Linked DNA regions of Homo sapiens: all the other regions are linked to region 3. A link is an interaction called in ENCODE POLR2A ChIA-PET data of the cell type or tissue named here. Cell type or tissue: GM12878. All regions are shown on one strand.

Region 1 (2,500 bases), 270 kb after region 3:
GTTTGAGGCTGCAGTAAACCATAATCGCAACTGCAGCCTAAACAACAAAGTGTAACTCTGTCTCTTAAAGAAAAAAAAAAATATATATATACACACACACACACACACACACACACACACACACACAGTTTTGAAGGACATACAAAAAAATGCCAGTAATGATTATTCCTAAGTGATGATTATTTCTAAGTGAAGGAGTCTAATTTTTGTGGTTTATTTTTTATTTCTAGACAGCTTGCATTATTCTTTAAAGGAAAAACAAAAATATAATGTTACTTTAAAAAAATAGAAAAATATTTTTTTTTTTTTGAGACAGAGTCTCACTGTTGCCCAGTCTGGAGTACAGTGGCACCATCTCAGCTCACTGCAACCTATGCCTCCCAGGTTCAAGCAATTCTCCTGCCTCAGCCTCCCAAGTAGCTGGGACTACAAGAGCACGCCACCATGCCCGGCTAATTTTTGTATTTTTAGTAGAGATGGGGTTTTACCATATTGGCTAGGCTGGTCTCGAACTTCTGACCTCAGGTGATCCACCCGCCTTAGCCTCCCAAAGTCCTGGGATTACAGATATGTAAGTGCTGGGATTAATCAGCCACTGTGCCTGGCCAGGAAAATAATATTTAAAAGCATGTAATAGGGTGAAAGAGTGAAACTGTAGCCAAACAGACTACTATGATGCTACTGTCAGTGTAGGAACAAGCGGCTGACTGAAGATAAATAATTAAAACGGAGGCATAGAAACACAAAAGATTGTTAACAAGCAATTATTGCTAAACAAATCCACGAATGTCTAAAGTAAGTAAATCAAACTATGTTGTAAGTCCCAGAATAGATCAACATTCACATTATATTATAATATCCCTTTAGGTGCCTGATTCAGGAACATACTTACTATTGACTTTGTTTATATTGCCTTGAATTTCAGCTTGCGTGAGCAGCTCCTCATAAACATCTCTTTCTCTCTCTGAGTTTTCTGTCTGAGGATGAGTAAAAAGCGTAATTAAGTTAGCTTAAGGTGTCTAAGAAGACCACATAAATACACGTGTGCTCCTCCTGCACCATAACACTACCAAGAATATGGGTGTAGCTTAAGACCCTTTATAAAGAACAAAGCAGGCACAGTAACTCATGCCTGTAATCCCAGTGCTTTGGAAGGCCAAGGTGGGAAGATGGCTTGAAGCCAAGAGTTTGAGATCAGCCTGGGCAACATAGCGAGACCCCATCTCTACAAAAAACTTTTTTTTATTAGCCCAATGTGGTGGCACATGCCTGTAGTCCCAGCTACTCAGGAGGCTGTGACAGTAAGATTGCTTTCCCCAGAAGTTCAAGGCTGCAGTGAGTTATGACCGTGCCACTGCACTCCAGCCTAGGTGACTGAGCGAGATTCTGTCTTTTTTTTGAGACAGAGTCTCACTCTGTCACCCAGGCTGCAGTGCAATGGCACCATCTTGGCTCATTAAAAACTCTGCCTCCTGGGTTCACGTGATTCTCTTGCTTCAGCCTCCTGAGTAGCTGGGACTACAGGCGTGCACCATCATGCCCAGTTAATTTTTTTGGTATTTTTAGTAGAGATAGGGTTTCACCATATTGGCCAGGCTGGTCTCAAACTCCTAACCTCAAGTGATCTGCCCGCCTTGGCCTCCCAAAGTGCTGGGATTAGGGGCAGCACATCCTTGCCTCAGATCTGAGCAGAATGGGCACATACAGATCCACAATCCTGGAGTCTCACTGGTGACATAGGCAGAGGCAGGGCAGCAGCTACTTGCCTGCAGGCCAGTTTGGCACCTAACTGGGAAACTGAAATCCCTGCTCTATGATAAGAGATACAAAGAATGTTCTGAGAGCAGGATTGTCTTCGTTTTGTCATCAACCACTAATTTTAACAAGGGGTGGATAAATTTGTGTGAAGTTTTTTTTTTCCCCCCCGAGACGGAGTCTCGCCCTGTCTCCTGGCTGGTGCAGTCTTGGCTCACTGCAGCCTCCACCTCCCAGGTTCAATAGATTCTGCTGCCTCAGCCTCCCAAGTACCTGGGATTACAGGAGCCCAACACAACGCTGGGCTAATTTTTGACTTTTAGTATAGATGGGATTTCGCCATGTTGGCCAGGCTGGTCTCAAACTCCTGACCTCGGGAAATGAGATCCTCAGATTCAGTTTTTTCAAGTCAGAATCATTTAACTAACTTCCACATACCCATAACAACTGTACACAAACATTTTACCCCAGAGAATCTGGGAAAGAGGAAAGACTATGTTAATATTTAGAGATAATCTTTCCAAAGGGCACTATTAATTTTAATGGCTACGCTCTAGAATTTTATTTATATAAAATTCAAGAAGCAGAGGTCAAAATGGAGCCTCACACCAAAAGATTAGATACTGCATCATTCCATTTGTATAAAATTCTTAAAAAGGTCAATGGCAGCAATAGAAAATAGACTGGTAGTTGCCTGGGCTCAGGGGTGTGGGTAAGGTGGAAACTAATTGCAAAAGTGCACTAA
Region 2 (2,500 bases), 140 kb before region 3:
GCCCATTCTGGCTTCCCAAGGGTCATTCCATGAGTCCTCAGCCTCGCTGTGTGCCCCCCCACTCCCCATCACACAGGTGATGTGGGGAAACAGGCAGAGGGAGCACTGCATGGGAGGAGGAAGAGTTGAGTTTGCTTGGTCTACAGTGGTTTTTGTTTTTGTTTGTTCTTTTGAGATGCAGTCTTGCTCTGTCGCCCAGGCTGGAGTGCAGTGGCACAATCTCAGCTCGCTGCAAGCTCCACCTCCCGGGTTCAAGCGATTCTCATGCCTCAGCCTCCCAAGTAGCTGGGATTACAGGCGTGTGCCACCACACCCGGCTAATTTTTGTATTTTTAGTAGAGACAGGGTTTCGCCATGTTGGCCAGGCTGGTCTTGAGCTCCTGACCTCAGGTGATCCACCTACCTTGGCCTGCCGAAGTGCTGGGATTACAGGCATGAGCCACTGTGCCCAGCCTGTGTTTTTTTTTGTTTGTTTGTTTGTTTGTTTTTGAGACAGGGTCTCACTCTTGTCACCCAGGCTGGAGTGTGATGGCATGATCATGGCTCACTGTAGCCTCGACCTCTCTGGGCTCAGGTGATCCTCCCATCTCAGCCTCCCAAGTTGCAGGGACTACAGGTGCATGGAACCATGCCTGGCTAATTTTTTTATTTTTGGTAGAGACATGGTTTTGCCATGTTGCCCAGGCTGGTCTTGAATTCCTGGGCTCAAGTGATCTGCCCACCTCAGCCTCCAAAAGTGCTGGGATTACCGGTTTGAGCCACCACACTTGGCTGGTCTACAGTGTTTTAAAACAAAAAACAGCCCATCATTTAGAATTAAAAGAAAAAAAGCAGCTGGCTATAAAATAATATATATAAATAAAGTTTATATACATACACTGAAAAAAAGACTGGAGGGAAATACACCAGCCAACTAGAGTGATTGTTCCTGGGTGACAGGCTTGAGGCTGGATTCTTATTTTCCTTTTTTTTTTTGTTTTTTGAGACGGAGTCTCGCTCTGTTGCCAGGCTAGAGTGTAGTGGTGCAATCTTGGGGCTCACAGCAACCTCTGCCTCCCGGGTTCAAGCGATTCTCTTGCCTCAGCCTCCCAAGTAGTTGGAACTACAGGTGCACGCCACCATGCCCATCTAATTTTTGTATTTTTAGTAGAGATGGGGTTTCACCATGTTGGACAGGATGGTCTCGATCTCTTGACCTTGTGATCCGCCTGCCTCGGCCTCCCAAAATGCTGGGAATACAAGTGTGAGCCACCGTGCCCGGCCGCCTTTCAAACTTTTTGATAGTGAATATGACTTGCTTTTACCATCAGATGCAACAATAGCAAACATTGTCTTTATCAAGGGGAAATGAAACCTGTGGTTTGGGCTCCAGCGGTGAGCAAGGCCAACTTTTCTCACTTGTCCCGCCATGGGTGGTGACCCGCAGGCTGGGGTGGGGCCAGGTCCATCTTTCCTGTTCCCCAATCTTAGAGGTGGCAGAGGCCCTTCGAGTCACCTTGCTGGCCCACTGAGGAGCTGTGGCTGAGGAATACACCCATCAGGGCCGACTCCTTGCTGGGAACTTGGTGAGGCAGATGGACGTGGTGATGAGCCACAGTGAGGTTTCCCCCACATCCTTTTGCCTGCCCTGCTGCGTCTGCTGCTGAGTCAGAATCCATCTGGGGAGCCACCGTGGGATGTACTATGATGCACTGGGCAGCCTCCGAGGGCCAGGCAGGCTTTGAAGAGAGGCAAGAAGGTCAGAGGAAAATCAGAGGCACTCTGTTTCCACCTGCATCCACTGCTCAGTCCCCGGGGTCATTCTTTGCCAGTCTCAGACCTTGCCACAGTGCTCTGGCCAAAGCGCCCCTTAGGCACGCCTTGGGGACCCCAACATGTGCTCATGCCAGGCGCTGGCCTGGGCACATCCCCATGCTCCCTGGCACAGCCCTACAAGCTGGATGTGGCAGGAGTGAGGGCTGGTGCCTGACCTGCATCTGTCTCAGCCCTTCCCTACTCACTGCCTCCACTTACGGAGGCTGGAGCTTTTCAGTGGGGCACAGACATTTTGGCATTTGGGTGGGACATTTTTTTTTCTTCTAGGGCAGGACAATTCTTCATATAAGACTGTTCTATGCATTGCAGCTAAATCATTGTGACAACCCAAAATGACTCCACACATTTCCAAACATCCCTTAGAGGTGTGAGTTTGACCCAGGCTGAGACCCACAGAGCAAATGTTGGATCCGTGCAACCGGCAGCCTGGTTGCAAGGCTTCCCTTTGGCAGTGACATTGAGGGGAAGTCTTCAGGTAAACAGGTTTTTCTAAGAAAAAAGACAAAGATGATGAATCCTCTCTCTGACCTCCTGAACCAAAACCAGCAACCGCACATGGCTGAGCTTTTCAAGATGAAATGAACAAAGCTGCTGTTTTGCGGGAGGTTGGAGCTCTGCAGTTACCTGCAGCCAAATGCATTCCTAACTGCTACAGGTGAGGAAACAGGCACAGAGTGGTCAAGCC
Region 3 (2,500 bases):
ACACCTGTAATCCCAGCAGTTTGGGAGGCTGAGGTGGGTGGATCACTTGAAGTCAGGAGTTCCAGACCAGCCTGGCCAACATAGTGAAACCCTGTCTCTACTAAAAATACAAAAAAGTTAGCCGGGCATGGTGGCGTGTTCCTGTAACCCCAGCTACTCGGGAGGCTGAGGCAGGAGAATTGCTTGAACCTGGCAGGTGGAGGTTGTAGTGAGCCAAGATCGTGCCACTGCACTCCAGCCTGGGCAACAGAGCGAGGCTCCATCTCAAAAAAAAAAAAAAAAAAAGTAGTATATCCATACAGTGGAGTATCATTCGGCCATGAAAAGGAGTGAAGCTCTGACACATGCTACAACATTCTGAGTCAAATATGCCAACACAAAAAAACAAATACGATCTGACTCCATTTATATGAAAGATTTTGAATAGGCAAATTCATAGAGACAGAAAGTAGATTAGAGGTTTCAGGAACTGAGAGTAGGAAGGAGGGAAGAATGAGGAATTATTGCTTACTGGGTTCATAGTTTCCATTTGGGGGGATGAAAAAGTTTAGAAATTGTGGCAATGGCTGTACAGCATTTTGAATGTAATTAATGCCATTGAGTTCTACTCATAAAAAGGTTAAAATGGCAGTTTATTTCATACATATTTTACCACACACACAAAAAGCAGTTGCTGTGGAAAAAAAAAACACACACACAACATATTTTACACACACACAAAAGCTCCAATCAAAACAGAAATAGATTTTCAGTTTTTCTTAAAAAAGAGGAAAGAAGAAAGGGAGGGAGGGTGTGAGGGAAGGAGAGAAGGAGGGAAGGAAGGAGAGAGGGAAGAAGAGAGGAAGGTACAGAAAGAAAAGAAAGATCTAGCATCATCACAGGGCCCACATTCCCTCAAGAGAACAATAGGCTGAAACAAGTGTGGCTTCTCACGTGTCCCTGGAGGCATCTGAGTTTGTTTCATGTTTCCCCCATCAGTGACAATTTGCACCTGCTCGTGTAGAGAGGTACCTGTGAAACAGAGGCCAGCATTAATAAGGGGGTGGAGAGGAGAGACTGCCAAAGCCTTGCAGAGACAGAAAAAAAAAGTGTGGTTTTCCAGGACTGAAAACTCAGTCGCAGCAGCCCCTCTCTCAGTTGTACCTGTAGGATTTTAATTTATAGAAGCGACTGACTGATGACAGAGAGACTAGTGGCTTTGAAGGAATAATTTATCCACATTTCCTGAGAGGAGGGACACACCACGCCATGCAGGGCCACATGGAGAAGAAGCACCAGGTTTGGTCAGGAGGCAGAAGGGAGTGAAGGGAAAGCTTAAACGAGAACCTTTATTAGCGTTTCAGCAGGGAAGGCAAGGCAGTGCAGGGAAAGTTTGGGACTGGGTGGTCTGAATAATTCTGGTGGGTTTTGGAGATTAGCGGTATCTCTAGGGGTTCTGTAGTACCTAGCCTTGGGTTAATTTAGGGCAGGGGAAATATTGGCTTTGTGTTAGAAAAAGGGGGTAGTTAGAGGTATGGACTTGGGACTAGTTGGAGGGTTTGTAATATAATTTTTTGGGCGCCCACAAAAACAAGATCATAGGAAAGATGTAAACAACTTTGGCTTTTCGTTTGGTCCTGTATGGCCTGAGCCACAGATGCGTTTGGCATAATAGCAGCTTCCTGGCATGAAAGAGCCAAAAAAAAAGACATCAAAAACACTGCCTTTTGCAGTAGACATCTGTAATCTTTGCCTGGGGAAAATCATCCACTTACAGCAGCCTGACACGGCTTTGGAGAGCCACTTTTCTCAATTCAGCCAGGAAACTCATGCCAATGTGGGACTGACTTCTCAAGCCTGGAACACCAGGGGTGGCCCTGCCACGTCAGCCTGGCCAATCAGTATATCCTACTGGCTTGGCCTGATGACTCCAGCTGGGCCAATGAGAGCCCTCCACAGGACTTTGGCTAGAATCTACCGGGAATGTGGTAATAGGTGTGCCCTTTCTGTTGGAGTTCCCAAACTGTTAAGGTGTCATCCTGGATGTGGGACTAGGAGGGGAGCCTGCCTGAGGATGCAGCCACCGGAGAGGAGAGTGCAGGCAAGAGAAGGAGAGAAGCTGGGTTTTGGTGGAATTAATTGTCTGAGGCCCTGGATCCTGCTGTACTGGCAGCCACGTCCTGGACTTTGCAGTCATATAAGCCAATTAATTCCCGTTTATACTTAAAAAAAAAAAGGCGAACTGCAAAACAGTAGCCATAGGATGCTATGTTTATTTAGAGAATGGGGGAAAATGATTCGGATATGTGTCAGCTAGCATATTCATTTAAACTTTTCTAATAAATAAGAAGCTAATAATCATGAATACCTGTTGGGAGTGGGAACTGGGTAGATGGAGGAATGAGTCATAGAAATACTTCACTGTGGCCAGGCGTGATGGCTCACACCTGTAATCCCAACATTTTGGGAGGCCGAGGCCGGCGGATCACTTGGGGCCAGGAGTTCGAGAGCAGTCTGGCCA

The links. Peaks named below come from ENCODE experiments on the same cell type or tissue, not always from the same donor. Only the 100,000 strongest peaks of a DNase experiment are listed, where the experiment ranks them.
Region 1: POLR2A ChIA-PET joins it to region 3 with 5 read pairs; 2 of 35 experiments call an interaction of 5 or more read pairs at or near these places.
Region 2: POLR2A ChIA-PET joins it to region 3 with 7 read pairs; 11 of 35 experiments call an interaction of 5 or more read pairs at or near these places.

The regions. Positions count from the first base shown.
Region 1 is chr15:90,441,871-90,444,370 of GRCh38, reverse strand. It overlaps IQGAP1 (IQ motif containing GTPase activating protein 1), which reads right to left. Exons shown (of 38, transcript NM_003870.4): 9 at 893-977. Among named protein-coding and RNA genes, the nearest start is that of IQGAP1, 55 kb to the right of the region's middle. In GM12878, no CTCF peak of the experiment used is centred here; no DNase peak of the experiment used is centred here.
Region 2 is chr15:90,851,960-90,854,459 of GRCh38, reverse strand. LOC105370969 (a long non-coding RNA gene) reads right to left here. Exons shown (of 3, transcript XR_932610.3): 3 at 831-1,718. Among named protein-coding and RNA genes, the nearest start is that of FURIN, 15 kb to the left of the region's middle. RefSeq lists enhancers at 1,564-1,613, 1,624-1,713. In GM12878, no CTCF peak of the experiment used is centred here; a DNase peak (open chromatin) is centred at 1,369; H3K27ac peaks cover 1,667 bases.
Region 3 is chr15:90,710,019-90,712,518 of GRCh38, reverse strand. The region is part of intron 2 of CRTC3-AS1 (CRTC3 antisense RNA 1); the gene reads left to right. Among named protein-coding and RNA genes, the nearest start is that of CRTC3-AS1, 5.9 kb to the left of the region's middle. In GM12878, no CTCF peak of the experiment used is centred here; a DNase peak (open chromatin) is centred at 937; H3K27ac peaks cover 528 bases.